2 separate regions of the Mus musculus genome follow, and region 2 is linked to region 1. A link is a loop called in an ENCODE intact Hi-C map of the cell type or tissue named here. Cell type or tissue: left cerebral cortex. All regions are shown on one strand.

The links. Hi-C counts contacts between places; a loop is a spot of excess contacts. Peaks named below come from ENCODE experiments on the same cell type or tissue, not always from the same donor. Only the 100,000 strongest peaks of a DNase experiment are listed, where the experiment ranks them.
Region 2: a loop joins it to region 1, with 2.5 times the contacts of the local background. A loop is called at or near these places in 1 of 42 quality-filtered maps.

What each region holds. Positions count from the first base shown.
Region 1 is chr9:37,806,781-37,814,780 of GRCm38, reverse strand. No RefSeq gene overlaps it. Among named protein-coding and RNA genes, the nearest start is that of Olfr876, 6.9 kb to the right of the region's middle. In left cerebral cortex, no CTCF peak of the experiment used is centred here; DNase peaks (open chromatin) are centred at 3,102 and 3,358; H3K27ac peaks cover 2,154 bases.
Region 2 is chr9:37,571,880-37,579,879 of GRCm38, reverse strand. No RefSeq gene overlaps it. Among named protein-coding and RNA genes, the nearest start is that of Gm46107, 20 kb to the right of the region's middle. In left cerebral cortex, a CTCF peak has its summit at 3,243; DNase peaks (open chromatin) are centred at 3,172, 4,054 and 7,256; H3K27ac peaks cover 4,242 bases.

The DNA.
Region 1 (8,000 bases):
AAAAACACAACTATGTTGACATTTTTCTCCTTTTTTTGCAATATCGACAGCTTCCAAAGCTTGAGTCTCAGAAAAGTGACTTCCTTCTTTTATTTATTTCTGGTTTAAACTGCATATTATTTCAACATTGTAGAATTTAAGATGTTTTGCATACAATATATTTTGCATATATGCATATATATGTGTATAGCTCTTAGGCTCCTAGGCTTCAGGAAGACCATGGATTTCAAGTACAGTCCAGAGTCTTGCATTACAAGAAGCACAAACTACATAGAGCCCTCACCCCTTCATTATAGTGTCTTTACTACAGGAAGGTACTTTGCACCCTACAAAAGAAGAAACGTTAACACCAACCCAGCCACGAACTCTTTGATCTACAATGGCATCCTGACGGCAAGATATGCTAGTGCAATGGTGGCGCAAAGCTTGAGAAAGTAACCAACCATGATCTGATTTAAATTGAGGCTCACTCCATGAGATAGAATCCAAACCTAACATTGCCTGGATGACCAAAACTTGAGACTAGATACCCAAGGGATCTAGAGGAAAAACAAATGCTACTGGTCAAAACTGAGGGAAAAAAGAAAAGTAACAATAAAATGACTCTCAATGACATTCTGCGATACTCACAGCTCAGTGCCTTGACAGCCATGGCCAGAAAAAAGCTTTCTGCTACAGCAGATGGGAATAAATACAGAAACCCACAACCAGACCAACTGCAGTGAGTAAGAAGCCTTAGAACACTCAGTCCTAAGTGGGATGTTTCCATACAATCACTCTGACTAGAGGTCAGGGAACCCTGAAGCAGAGAAGGGAGAAAATGTGTAAGAGCTAGAGTGGATAAAGGACACCAAGGAAGCAAGGCCCTCATGATCATCAAGATGGGTGCACCAGGATGGATGAACTCATGGAGTCTGAGGCAATATGCATAGGGCCTGTACACATCTGTCCTGTATGGGACCCAAGAGCTTAAAGGAAAAATGAACACAAGCTCTACCCCTAGCCCAGAAGCTGTCTCCACATGAACTTTCATGAATATGAAAGTTAGTTTTCTCCAAACGAGTCTCACTGGAGAAACAAACCACTCGTAAGGGTAGGCTCTGTGCAGCAGTAAATGCCAACAGAACATGAACTTAACAGCATCTTTAGAGGTTCTTTGCCCCATATGCCATGTCAGGGCTTTTCTTTTTCTTATTTTTCAATTTTTATTTTATTTATATATTTTTATCTCTTTTTACCTTACAGGTCTTTTGAATATGTGTTGTGGCATACAGTTTAATGTTTTTATGGGATTCCAAGTATGCAAATGAGTGGGTCTCTGCATCTAGATCTATTTCTGGTATCTTCTCTTAGTCTCTTTTCCTGCTATTTGTTTGTTTTGTCCTGTACCAATGTGTTAGTTTTGTTTTAGCTTTTATTTTATTTTATTTTATTTTACTTTATTTCATTATTATCCCTTAAAGTCTATTGTTTTTCTAATGAGGAAAAGAAAGCAGATGGATTCTAATTGGAGGAGAGGGGAGGAGAAACTGGGAGTAAAAAAGAGAAAAATGTAATCAATATATTATGTGAGGGTAAAACTATTTTCATAACAGGAAAAAGAAAAAAGAAACAGCACAAACCTGACCAGAAAGAAGAAATGACACCAGACAGAACTCCATTGTCATGGCCACACCTCAGACAACATTGAAGTGGAAACATAAGAGTTCTTTGGAAAGTAAATTGTGTTGGATGGTGTTTTGCTGGGACAAACATATAAAGGAGTGTTTTCCTGAAGTGAACACAGTGGAAAGACTAAGGCTGACTGGTGAAAGAACTTTTCACTGAAGGAGATACAGCTGAGAGGATGTTCTGCTAAAGCAAGGACACATGATGAAGGATTCTTTGAGAACAACACACATGTATTGGTCTGTCTTACTTTGCATAATCGTGCTCCATTTGTTGGAACTCTAAGGACTTGGGCTGATTGGATACACGTGCTGAGGCAAGGCCCATGCTGAGGCAAGGCACATGGAAGGCATGAGTTTTGGAGGGTATGCATAGGACTTGATGGTCAGTGATATAGGCTGAGCTTGGCTTGCTTATAGAGCTAGCTCTGCAGTGCTTGTGGATCTTGCTGATCTTTCCTTCCTTGAGAGAGGCACAGCAGAGAACTTCTCTTGGTGTTCCTCTGGGTCCCTCCTGCTGACTCATGCAGAGGCTAAGGTCTAGCTGTCTCTGCTAGGTAGTGCCACTTCATGCTTGCCACCTTGACTCTACTGAACTGGACTGCTGGTGCATCCATGAAGTGTTTGCGAGTGGATCTAACTGCTACTGCTAAACTGTGAACTGAACTTCCAATTTCCAAACAGCATAGACAGGAGTTGCTCCAGGGAACCTTTCTAAACAGGTCCACTTCCCCCATATCCTGTCTTTCCTACTACCTCTGGTAGGTCATGGGATAAAAAGGAGGTTAAAGTGTTTAAGAATCATCATTCAAAATAGGATTTGAAAACACTAAAGTTACAAAGCATCTGAGAAAGTAAGTAGAACTAATCTCTTCTCTCTTAAACTGGGTGTTCCTACTTCAAATAATCTAATCTAGATAAACCCTCATGGGAGTACCAGAGACTTGTCCCCTGGGTGATTCTAGATTCTTCCTTGTTTACAGTATTAACCACCACATATAGAAAGCAAAATTAGATTTTTGGCTTCAGAGTGAATCCCTATCTCAAAAAAGGAAAAAGAAAGAAAGAAAGAAATCAAGATGAGTGAATATGTTTTCTCTGGGGTAAGGATATGGAACACCTGGGTCGTAGAGCAAAGTATTAATTCTATAAAAAGTTGTCCAAATGTTTTTTTTTAAAGACACAAAAAGACAATTTTTAAAAAGAATGCTTTCAGAGTCAGAACTCAAAAAATAAGCAGAGAAGACAGAAGCAACTTCAGTGAAGCAGGGGGGCCTTTAAGGATACACTTGCATTTTGTTAAATCATTAAGGGCACAGTTATTCCTCCCAGCTTTTCATCAGGTTTTCAGATATACCATATTTCCTGAAATCACACATTTTTGAGGGGTGTTTTCTTGTACACATGGTTGACAGGTCCATGTGGATTAACTCATGGGAGGGGACCATAGCATGTCTTTGAACTCATGCAAACTTTCAGGTATTAAGAATGGCATGACTCCACAGAGGAACAGAAATAGAATTCAAATCCCATTCTTGTGACCATATATCACATAACACATATGGAGAAGATTTAAAGAAAATTTTAAAATGATAATAAGTGTATAAAGTACCTATGCTTTATCAGGAGAAAATAGCCTTTCCATCCTGGGCCTCAGCAAGCCCCAGCTACTCCACTTCCCCACTTTCACATAGTATTTTAAATCTAAATGGGGGAGGAAGTGATAATGATGCTTCCTCCCTCCTTCACATGATATTTCAAATTCAAAGGAGTGAACTTGTGATATTTTCCCATCCTTGAAGTTAGTGAGCTAACAGGGAAATGGGAAATAGAATCCAAAGTTGATTTGAGGGGAAGAGTTCATCCCCGGTGACCTCCAAACCTGCTAAAGCCTGATTAAGCACCAAACAAACTGTTCTATAATTTCAATGGTACCTCTATATGCAAGGCTCCTGCGTTCATGAATTTAGTTCAAGGACTTTAATTAGGTTCTTCCATAGTTGCCAGTATTTTTTTTTCTGGATATTTCTAAAAGTCTATCTTACAGTCATCCCAGAACCTGGATAAAAAAATGAACATAACTTTCCCCCATAAAGCAGATCTCTCAATAGACACTCTCTTTATTATTGGACTATAATCAGTGTAAGTTGTCATACTTATTGTCCCAGGAAAATTGTTACTAGCTCCTTTAGCATCTTAATTAAGTATTTAGAATAAGAATTTTAAAGTCTTATTCCTCAACACAAATCTGGCTTTTCTATTTACCAACAGTATCATCTTGGGAAATTTGTTTTACCTTTCTTTGCTTTTCTAATTTTTGAAGTTAAAAATGGGGAAAATAACCAAAATCCAAAGGAAATTTTAATGACTAAGTGAGACATTGTTTGGCACAAAGTACATTTATCGCTACTATTATTATTAGAGAGTATATATTTTAATTACTTTACTTGCAGGATTTTTATTCAGTACGTAAAATTGAATGATTATGGTGACATACATCTGTAATCTCAGCCCCTAGTAGGTAGAGGCAGGATGATAAGAAAGTCAAACCACTTGCTACAATATAGCAAATTTCAGATCAGCCTATACTACATGATACTCTGATTCTAATAAATAATTTTTAAATAATACAAATAAAACTTCCTCTATTCTCTCTAGTTTTAATAGTGCTTGAAGATGCTATGTAAGTTACTGTGCTAGAAAAGACTACATTCTGTGTCCTGAATACTAACTCTAACCTGACAGACATGACTTACCCACTGGTGCAATGGCATGACTCTTACAGAAGTGTCCAACTGCTCGGGCCTAAAATCTCCTGAGTAATGGACCACTGGCCAGGTTTATAGTACCAATTGTGACATCCCTTCTTTGGAGTAGGCCTCTAATCTCATTAGAAAGCAGTTGGACTCTTATATTGTTAAATGATCATGTTGTTCAACTGCCTTCTAAATAGATAAATTAGTGTTACTTGGAACTTTGGTTAGGAAGCTTTTTTTTTTTTTTTTTTTTTTGCAGTTGGCAGCAGTTAATGAAGTGTTCAGAATAAATGACTTAGAGTTCTCAGCCATTAACAGGACAGCTATGTCAATCACCCACCCAAAGGATTGGGGGACATAACAGAAGACTGGGCAGAAACAATGTAAGAGCCAAGGGATGGGCAGAACTTGTGTGAAAGGCTGTTTTCTGGATATAAAAAGGCTGATACTCTCAAGAACTCACAAGTACCTGTCGTTATCTTCAGAAGACTTGTATAAGACCAAGCCAGTCAATATTCTAGCATGCATGGAGTGTAGAGGCTTGTGTTCTCATGCTAATTATATTACCCAAAAATCTGTTTACAGTGTCCCACAGAACTAAAGGAAGCCTATCCCTACTTAGTTTTGACTTGTCAATAAAGTTTTCTGTGGCCAATGGCTGGACAGAAGCTGGACTTTTAGGATTCATAGGAAGGGACCAAGGGAAGAAGGAAGAGGAGTTTCCACCATGATGAGGTGGTAGGAGATGGACCATGCTGAAAAAGTACAGGAGGGAAAGAGAGCCAACATGTAGGTTCAGGAGGAAATCAGCCCCAAGAAAGCTGCCCCCGGGGTCCAGTGCAGCAAAGATGCAATATAGATTTAATAAGTATTCGCTCAGGAATATCGGAGGAGAATGTGTGTTACCCATGGGGAGTTAAGGAGTGGCCCAGCCATTGAGGTATTTAAGGTATTAAAACTATAAGGCTGTGTATGTATGTCTTTCTTTCAAGGAATCTAAAACATTGGGGCAGTAGCAACAAGCATGCACATACCAACCAGGAAGTATAGAGCAGATTAATATACTACCACAACAATGGAGAGTCACAGATCCCATCCCTCATTGAGAAACTACTGGCAGCTGATGGCTGTCAGTGGAAGTAGAGTTATTTTTCTTTGGGGATCTAGCCACTGGCAGGTTGCCCATGCTCCAGTGGAGGACACTACATGCATGCCAGCACAGACGAAAAAAAGGCTTTATTCATTATCAGAAAACAGCCTGCTAGATAATAAATACTACTTTGGCTCCTGGTACTAGCTTTAGGTAGTTATCTATTAATGGTCTTCTGGGTTATTCAAGATGTTGTATCTCCTCCGGGACCAGAGATACAACTCAAGTTTCATCTTTGGTCCAGTTATATTGAGTTTCAGGAATTTATTTTTGTATTTCATATCCTCTGTTACTCATATGTGGTCATAATTTTTGCAGTCTACTTTTAATAAGCATTCAACCTTTCCTCTTTCCTCTTTCCCACCACCCACGTGAAAGAGAAAAGTTATTAGGATATGGAGGAAGTATACCTGTTCAGCAATAGTTCTTTGTGGGTGAGCGCAGTCCTCTTTGGCAGCAGTTCAGTGCCTATCATACACCAAATATGACTCAGCAGATGCAGACCAGTCAGTCCTCTAGGCAGGCAGACAACACACACAGACCAGCAGCTTCAGTTCAGTCCTCTCAGCAGGCAGATATCAGACCCAAACCAGTAGCTGTAGTTCAATGCTGAAGAAACCGCAAAGCTAGCCAACTGGCCCAAATGAGCTGCCACAGGAATTTCATAAGCAGCTCTTTGGTGAGTTTCTCTCAACTCTGATACCACAAGTGGAGCTCAACAATGCTATGTAAGTTGAACCAATGCATGTGTGTCATTAGTGAAGAATAGTGAGGTGGAGCAAACTAAACCAATGTCCCATGCTCATCTCCCACTGTCTGTGGGATCATATTTATACTCCTTCATCAAACATCCTTCCACGTGTTTGGTATATCCAAAAATCCTTTCACCTGTGACTGCCCCAGGAAAACATCCTGTGTCTGTCCCAGCAAAACATTCTTTCACCTGTATGCCCCAGGCAGCCATCACTTGACATACCTGACTTGTCAAACAAACCAGAAGTTTCCACTTCACTCATAGTTGTACATGGATACATGTAAATATGCCTTACTGAGGTGTTATTGAACTTCAAGTAAATGGAGCCAATTTCTGTAACCAGCACAGCAATTTTAATAAATTATGTATCCGTGCAATCAATATGTGCTATTTCATTTTCCTAAAATGTTCTGTACTATAATGAGTAGCCCCTCCCTCCGTTGTGTGACATTATTTCATGAGACACATAAACAAATGTTTACTTGTTCCTGATAAGGAACCAATGGCAGAACAAAGTAAGGATACTACTAAATCCAACTTGGTGAGCCAATGAGTTAATTGGAGTTACTTCAAGGAGCATGGATAAGGAATGACAGAACCAGAAATGGCTCATATATAGTTGCATCACAAAGACCCTTCTGCAGTACAGGTGACACCTCATGAAAAATGGGAATTTGGGGTTCACAGCACAATTCTCAGCCATCTTAACAGATGAAATGTGAAAGAATCTCTCTTCCATGCAGCACAGTTGGTGTGAGTCTCTTCCAAGCAGCTCAGCTGGTCTCTGTTTCTTCCTGGTGGCCTGGTCTATCTCAGTCTCTTCTAGGCAGCTTAGCCTCTCTGATAGTGTCTCTCCAAGATGCTCACTGCTTATAGACATGTGAGGAGAGAGAGTTCTAGGAAAGCAGGTCAATTTTAGGGACTTCCTGAAATAACTCATTTTTTAACTTGTGGAACTTAAAGAGCTCCCCTACAGGATAGAGTGTCTCACCTCCCTTAGAACACCATGTGTCTTAAGGAGCTTCCCTCCAAAGTGGAAAGTTTTCATAGAAGAGGAAGTTGCTAAACCACACCCCAAACTTCAGTTCTAAGCAACTACAGACTTACTAGGTTTTTTTGCCTATATTTAAAGTTATAAAATGCATAGCCACTTAAACATGATGTTCCTTTCCCTCAGGATAAAGTTCTGGGCTTTGTTCACCACTTAGGAAAACTTTGGATTGCTTCCAATTGAAAGCTAAGATAATAAAGATGCTAAAAATGTACCTATGCAAGTTTTTACATTTTACAGCCATAAATGGGCATCTCATCCCTAATCAGTACTTGGCATTGTCAGTATCTTTAACTTATCAAATTGCATTGGATGTCTAAAGGCAAGGTGATTTATCTACATTTCCCTTATCATTTATAATATTAATAATATCATTCACACTCATATCCTTAACCTGATTACACATTGTTTGTTGAGTGACTCACTACCAAGAGAATTTGAACCATGTGCAAATTAAGGCTTCTGCCTTTCCTGGCTGTAGAGCTGCTTACCACATTTCCCAGCGATAGTTCATTGGTGTCCCACCACCTCTTCCTGTGACCACAGCCAGGAGATAAGCATCACTTCTCTCTCCTGACACTTGAAGATGGATGAAAATGGGGGATAGGAGCCTCTTCCTCAA
Region 2 (8,000 bases), 230 kb after region 1:
TTTTTCGAGACATGGTCTCACTGTATATAGCACAGGCTAACCTTGAACTCATAGCAAGTCTCTCAATTTTAAGTGTGAGGCACATTGTCCAGCTATTTAATTCATTTTTAATTATCCCTAGAAACATAAAATTGTACATATTTATGGGAAATCATGTAATTTTTCAACACATGCAGACATAGTATGTTTAAATCAGTATAAACATTGATCTTGAACACTCAACATTTGTGATTTAAAACAAAAATATTTTGTAACAATATTTTCCATTCCAAAACAACTACAGTTCCCTGAAACCCTTATTTTGTAGGAGCAGAACTTTGCTGTCTAGAGCTGGCTTCTGAGAATCTTTTTCTTTTAATATTTACTTATTTGTTTATTTATTCATTTCATGTAAATGTGTGTGTGTGTGAATATATGTGTGTCCACCGAGGCCAGGAGAGGGTATCAGACATATCCCCTGGAACTAGAGTCATGGATTGTTGTGAATCAGTGTCTGGGTTCTGAGAATCAAACCTCAGTGCTCTGGAAGAGCAGCCAGTTCTCTTAACCATGGAGTCACTTCTCCAGGGCCCCTGAAATGCTTTTTTATTGGTTTCCAAATCAGCACTGAGAGGCCAAAGAAAGCACAAGGCAGGTGCCCTATTACCTATAGCCTGGCCAGGTTAAAAGCAAATGGCACCATTCACACACATCCTCCCTGACAACTGTGAACAGATGGAACCCATACTGAACCCTATTCTTTAATGAGATGTTATTTTAAGATGGGGTCTTAGAGGCAGTTCATCCCTGAGGGTGATTCCCTTGTGGTGAGATCAGAGACCTTGGCCTGGTGGCCCATGCTTGTAGTCCCAACACTAGGAAGCAGAAGCAGTACGATCATTCTCAAGTTTTAGGCCAACCTGGGCTGCATAGTGAATTTCAAGCCAGTGTGCGTTTTATGAGACGTTGTCTAAAAAGCAAATAGAGCTGGCTTCCATCTATCTCCCCTCACCAGGGGAGGGTACACAGAGAAGACTGCTGTCTGTAGACCAGGGAGACAGCCCTCCCTAGGGATGCTGGACTAGCCAGCGCCTAGATCTTGATCTTTTAACCTCCAGAACTAGGAAACATAAACATTTGTCATTTAAAACAAAACAAAAACAAACAAAAAAAACACAACAACGACAACAACAATCCCCATTTGTCATTTATGCCAACAGTCTCCAGTGTGTCTGTTATAGCCTTGGGAAGACTAGTAGCCAATGTGTTGTTAACATGCGTTTTGTTTTGTTTTGTTTTGTTTTGTTTTGTTTTTATTTCCCTGGTTTTAAATTGTGTGTGTGTATGTGTGTGTGTAAATGAGTGTTTCCCTGTATGTATGCATTTGTACCACATGTGCGCAGTGCCCGAGGAAGGCAGACAACTGAGTTGCATACACTGAAACTGGAGTTACAGATGGTTGGGAACCATCATGTGGGTCCTTGGGATCCAACTGAGGCCCTCTGCAAGATCAGCACATGCTCTTAACCACTGAGCTATCCCTCGATCCCCACTTGCCTGGTTTTTTAAAGTAAATCTTTTTTTTATTTTAAAAAAAATTTTAGAAAACTTTTGAGACTTTCATACATGCATGTGATACATTTCCATCAAATCCATCTTTTCCTTGATGCCTCTCCTCACCGACACTCCCCCTACCTCCTGCCTCCCGAGTGTCTTCTGGTTTTTTTAGTAGAGCATTGATTGCAATTTGTGCTCCTCATATAGTCTTGGGTGTAGGACCACACCCTGGTCCATAGTTGGCCTACCAGAGACCACAGCACTTAGCAAAATGTACTGTCTCTCAGCCAGAAGCCATCAACTATCAATAGCTTCTCAGCCAAGAGAACTTTGTCGGTCGTTAGTCCCACCTGTGCTGGAGGGTTGACTGGCTTGATTTTTGAATGGGTCTTATATAGGTGTCTACAGCAGCTATGAGTTCATGAGTGTAGCAGTCCCATCATGTCCACAAGGCACCATTTCACTCTATTACTTCCTGTAATCTTCCTGCCTCCTCTTTCACCACGGTCCCTGGACTTTAGGAGGACAGGGTGGAGTTAGAGATCTCATCTGTGACTGACCACTCCATTACTCTCTACATTTCAAACAGTTACAGATTTTTGCACTAAGAGGTATTCATTGCACAAACTTCCCTGATAATATTTGAGCTGCACTAGTCAATCTAGTGGCATAGAGATGTACATAGAGAGCGTGGTTTAATACTATGTTCGTTCAACAAAATAATAGAAGTAGTTTTACCCCTGGCTCCCATACAGATTTACAATGCTGGGCACACATTTCTCCTGAAAAGCAGGCCTGAAATCCAGTCAGTTGGTGTTCACACACAGCTGCACTCATGAGCATATTTCGCCATGCTTGTCACTGTTATAATTCACAATTGGGTAAGACTTCTGATGACTTTTGTACTCCAACAGCCTGCTTCAGGTACTAGCTGATAGGAAGAAAATTTCCTGGTCAGTATCAACTTGATTTCTCATTGTCCTGTAGCCATATTGTGTGGTGTCCTCAGTGGCGAGGTCTTACCACATTGCTCGGGTGGCTAAACAAAAACAATAACAATAGCTTGGACTATTTTGAGGGTCTTCAGGACACCCCTGACCAACACTTGAAGGTGGACTGATCTACATATGACACTGTCCTTTTCATTTGGCATCCTGTGAGTTGACATACAGGCTTAATTAAGTGCATGAACCCTGTGGCTTCAGCCATCATGTCTATCTCTTCAAGAAATGCATAGTGATTCTGACCAGCTGAACCTACGGTGGCTGAGGAACAACGAACACAATAAAACTTCGGTAAAGTTAGTAGCCCTTGGCATGGGAAAGCAAGGAGTTTGACCTGGGTGCAAATGTAGAGAACCAGGCCAGAATCGCGTGGTCTTTACACCATTTCCCAAGTTAGAGAGAGCAGGTATCTACACTCCTTCTGAAGCTGCTCCCCGCTCTTCTGGCAGAAATGCTGCGTAGACAGAATGGAGTGCGGAGGAGCACAAGCAGGGGGCAGCTGCAGCAGGAGCAGTCCCGGAGCCAGGGTAGCAGAGGCGCCCACATGTGCATGCACACCCTTCTGGGATCATGATGACGCCCCAGGGAGTTCTAGGCAGCATAATGATTTGTTGCTCCCTAACCACACAGTTGTCAGTGGTGGCGGCAGCGGTGATGTTGTTGTTGTGGTTTAGCGCTTGGCAGCCTCCAGGCGCTGTGCTAGCTGGCTCTCAACAGCGTTTCTCAGCAGCTCTCTGCCAACCCCTGGGCACAGCCTCCCCAGCACCTAAGTCCTAGGCAGGCTGGCCTCCTCCACGCCTTCCTCCTACTCTCCCTCCTCCGGGCCCCAGGCAGTGTGGAGCTAGGGAGAGAGCAGACGAGATGCTGAGGTACTAATTGTATTAATGAAAATGGCAAACACACATCCTTCCCATCTGGCAGCACAAAGGAGAGCCTGTTGGGGATGCAATTACCCTCTACAGGAGAGAGTAAAATATTTGTCAGGTTTAGCAATAAAATTAATATCCCCCAATTACTAGAGCCTTGCTAATGAGATGAATATAAATTGCCTTCCTTAGTTGCAAGAGGAAGAACCTGTCACATGAAATCCAAAGTGTCATGTTTTGTTTTGGTTTTTTTATTTTCTTCCTTTCTTTCTTTTCCCCCTAAACCTAGGCATCTCTGCCACCAAGACAGGCATTTTGCATGCCTGTCTATTCAGAATAGAGAAGCTAGAGATGACATTCTGATGGTTGCTTGAGTCCCCTGTCATCACAAACGGGGGTGTTGGAGTGGGTGTCTTCTGTGCCAGAGGGCCCAAAACTAACCCGGACCCACACGACCAGATAGCTGAGGCTCCTGAGACATGACCCACTAGCCACCCTTCTCGCTCTGTTTTCCAGGTCTCCTGCAGTCAGTGGTATAGTAGCCCACTTTCCAGCAGCAATGCAATTTCCAACCTATTTTTCCTTTGTGAAATTTGTATATAGCAAAAGCTGGGTTTGCTTTGAGCAGAGCATATGCTTCATATTTATTGGAATAAGTTTTCTAGTTCCTTAGCATTCTGTTCACTGATATTCCGTATGTTAAAAATATCTCTGCTTTCCCCCCGATACTCAGTAGTAGGCAGCCACAGTTTTCCTCTATAGTTTTTCTGGGCAGAAACCAGAACATGCTCTCTACAGCCCGAGGGAGTTTGCTATACCTTGGCAGAGCCTGACCTGATTTCCCAGCCATGAAGAGAAATATGATTTTCTTACTTTCCACCTGTTTCACAGATAATGATATCGGGCAGCTTCATTCCTGGAGCCAGAACCTTTATTTCAGAAAGGAAAAGGCAAACACCTTATTTTTCACTGTGGAAGTCTGGAAGTATAATCCCTGTTGCATGAGTGGATGTGTTTGTGCAGAAGGTAAACAAAAAAGAATCTAAACTCTAGTGCTTTTGAGACTCCAGAAGTTGTGGTGATCTCGGTGGGTGCACACTTCTCAGGAGGGGTGGGCTGTGACTCTCTGGAGATGTCACTTGCTGAGTCATGTCATTGGTAGGTTGTCTCTGGAATTTCCCAGAGGTCCAATGCTGAGCCACTTTAGATGCAGGAGCTATCATCTTATCGATGGGACATTGATTTTTACAACTCCAACAACAAGGAAACAATGTACAAGCAGTCCAATGGACCAGTACTGTGCACAGTGATAGAAACTAGGGTTAAAATGGCAGGATCAAAATTCAAATGTACAAGAAGGAGAGACAGAGTTAGGCAAAAATAGAGGTGGAAGGAGTATGGAGTCATAACTAAGAGAAAAGAACAATTTCCTTGGAAAATACTTCAGTAAAATGTGTCCATCTGTGCTGCTGGAGGACACACAGTCACACACAGTCACACATATATACATGCATGCACTTGCACACACACACATGCATATACAGACACATGCACGTATATTCATACACACATGCACGAATGCACTAACATGCATACATGCATACACACACAAGCATGCACACACAAACACACACACATGCACACACACATACACATACACACTCCTACCCTGTCAAAATCTAATTATAACAACCCTTGCAGTCTATGGTCTTGATTGACTGAAGGAGATGTCCAGAGTAGTGTTGCAGCTTGATAGTCTGTCTTCCTAGAGCTAGCCTTAAAGAAAAGAACTCTGAAGCAGTCCAAACATCCACTCACTGTTTTAGATATTTTTTGTTAGTTGACTATCAATAACTTGACGTATCTTTTTACACAAAAACAAGAAATCAAATGTCTATGGTGTGCTTGCTGCGGCCAGGATACATTGATGAAAAACAAGACAGAGAAATGACATTCCCAGATCAACCATCAAAGCTGAGCTCATCAGTTATAAAAGAAAAGCCATTTTGTGTGAGAAAGAATTGTAATCACAGCTCCATCTTGGGATACCTGAAAAATAGCATTCCCTGCCTTGGCAATAGCAGTTGGATCTCCCACCTGGTCTCTGAGCAAACTGCAACCACAAGTACAAAGTGTAGAGAGCAATACTTACTGAGTGCCGATTGTATGTCTGGCTACACTAGGTTTTCATATAGATTGTTGAAACAAACATTACTGCTCCCATTTTTACAGTTGAAGAAGTCAATATTCAGAAGCAAGGGAAGTTTTCTAAGGTCACATAGCTGATAAACTAAAATTTGAGTCAAACTACAGACACTAAAATTCCATGTTCATTCTAATAATCAACTGATTATCTCCACTTGGTGTTTTGGCCAGGAAGGGTGAGGCAGCATAGGAAAACAAGAACTGAAGATACTCTTAGGTGCTGTGGGGATGTCGATGGCGAAGTGAAGCATGCAGATAGCTACAGAGAGATCATACGTAGGCCAGTACAGCTTGGTCTGAAATCAATCTCTGGATACACCAGTTCTCCAGAGGTGTTTGTTTCATCTACCCTACCTACAACCCCTGGAACCTGTAGGAGCAACCATGTACCCAAGTCTCCAGTATTCAGCGGGAACCAAACCCTTTTCTCCCCGGTGTTTTCTAGGTGAGATGCCGTAGGAGTCTTGCAGAAGCAAGCCAGGGTGTGAGTAAGGAAGAGACTGCGTATGTAATAGGGATCCACACCATCTAGGGTACGTGGACTTCTCCGGGAGCCGAGGAGCCAGAATATTTCCCAAGGTTCTCTCTCAAGATCATTTACACTTGGGTCAGTCCTCTTGAGCAAGTCACAGTCACCTTCTTCAGTGTCCTGACAAAGAAGTGATCTTTCTCCCCTTTCTCCAGGAGAGACCCCTCCAGCCTGCCCCACCCCCATTCCCCAAAGCATGCCAAGAATCATCACAGGTAGCCTTGTTTCTACTCCCAGCCAACACCTTTGTCACTTTCATGGTCTACATGGCACCTCTCTGGGTTTGTGCCCACCTCCAGTTTGTCTCTCAATGCCTTTAGCCTTTTTGAAAGTGCACAAGATGACTGAAGTTTTTCCTCCCCGGGGCCCAACAAGGTTATCATGGCTTCTAATTAGCAAGCTGTGCGCAGAGGAGGGATGTCAGCAGCTTCTACTTAAGATGAAATGTCTCAGCCTGGAACCCTGGTTTCCAATTCCTCCTCCGCTACTAATTACTTTTGTGTCCTGGGAAATTCACTTACCTCTCTTGACCTCAGTTTCTTCGTTCACAGCAGGGGGTTAAACCAGATGCCTTAGAGAGTCTTTGCAGTCAGTTTCCTATCCTTATGAACCTAAACTACCTTATATCATCTTTCATTCTTTGGAAATGACTACGCTCCGTGGGTTGATTGCAAGGGACCACATAAGCCATCCAAGGCCCTTCCCATCAACCATCTAGCCACTCACTGAGTTAGCCCTCGTACACCAAGTTCTCTGAGAGATGCAGCTGCAGCCACCCTGCTAGGGAGGGGTGTCACACCAGAGTATTTTTCTCTGACCCCTGTTTTTTGCCCTGCACTTTCTTTCCACACTTGATGCTCTGCCAACCCAGCTTACAGGGGGTTTCTTCTGCACAGCAGGTGTCTGTCCACTAACCAGTCCCTCCCAGAAGTTAGAGGAGGCCATCTGGAAGAGAAGACTCACTCCTTACCCTAGCCACCCTCATCTCAGCCTCAGGACAGTTTTGATCTGCTCCACACGCCCTGAGTGGGCTGGCTCCTGTTGCTAGGAGAACCTGACCATTTACATTTCCTGCTGTTTTTATTTTAGATTAGCAGCCACACTGCTGCAAGAACACAGGGTATTTTAAGAGATACAGAAAAAGAAAGGGTGAGAAGAGAACCTAACGTGAACCCCCCTTCCCAAGGTCTTCCTAAATACACAGACCACAGCAATAGCCACTCCAGATCTCAATCTAGCCAGATTCTCGCCTCCTCTTTTTACCCCTAACAGCACCACAGACCAGTTCTGACACCTTCACCAGCTCTTTCCAGCCACATGGGAACATGATAACAGTTATCTTCCAGGAAAAGCAGAGGTCAAAACACTTAAAACCTATCTAACTCCCACAGCAACACTTTCCTCTTGGTAAAACTTCAACCAAACAGAAACACTTTGAGATCCCAAACACTTGCTGTCCAGACATGCTACAGCTCTTTCCTCTGCCCTGGTTCATTCTCTCCCAGGTCATCTCTCAGATACATGTGTGACTTTTTCTGCAAGCCTTCACAGGAACCCATATTACCTTCGTACACTGCCTTCTGTTCTAAAAATTCCAGCCTCTCATTACCACTACCTTTCCGCGAGATCAAGAATTTAGCCTTCTATCTCTGTGCTTCTAGAAGCTGATGCCTAAGTCATTGTTAATGCTAGCTCTTTTCTTGCTTTTGTAGTGTCTTGCTCATAGTAGGCGTTCTTTAATACCCTTTAAACTTCAATGCAATAGTTTTTATCTTATTATACTTTATTGAGTTATATTTTAATATTATCTCTTAGAAGCCTGTTCTCTTCAAATGAGAGACAGGAAAGGAGTGGATCTGG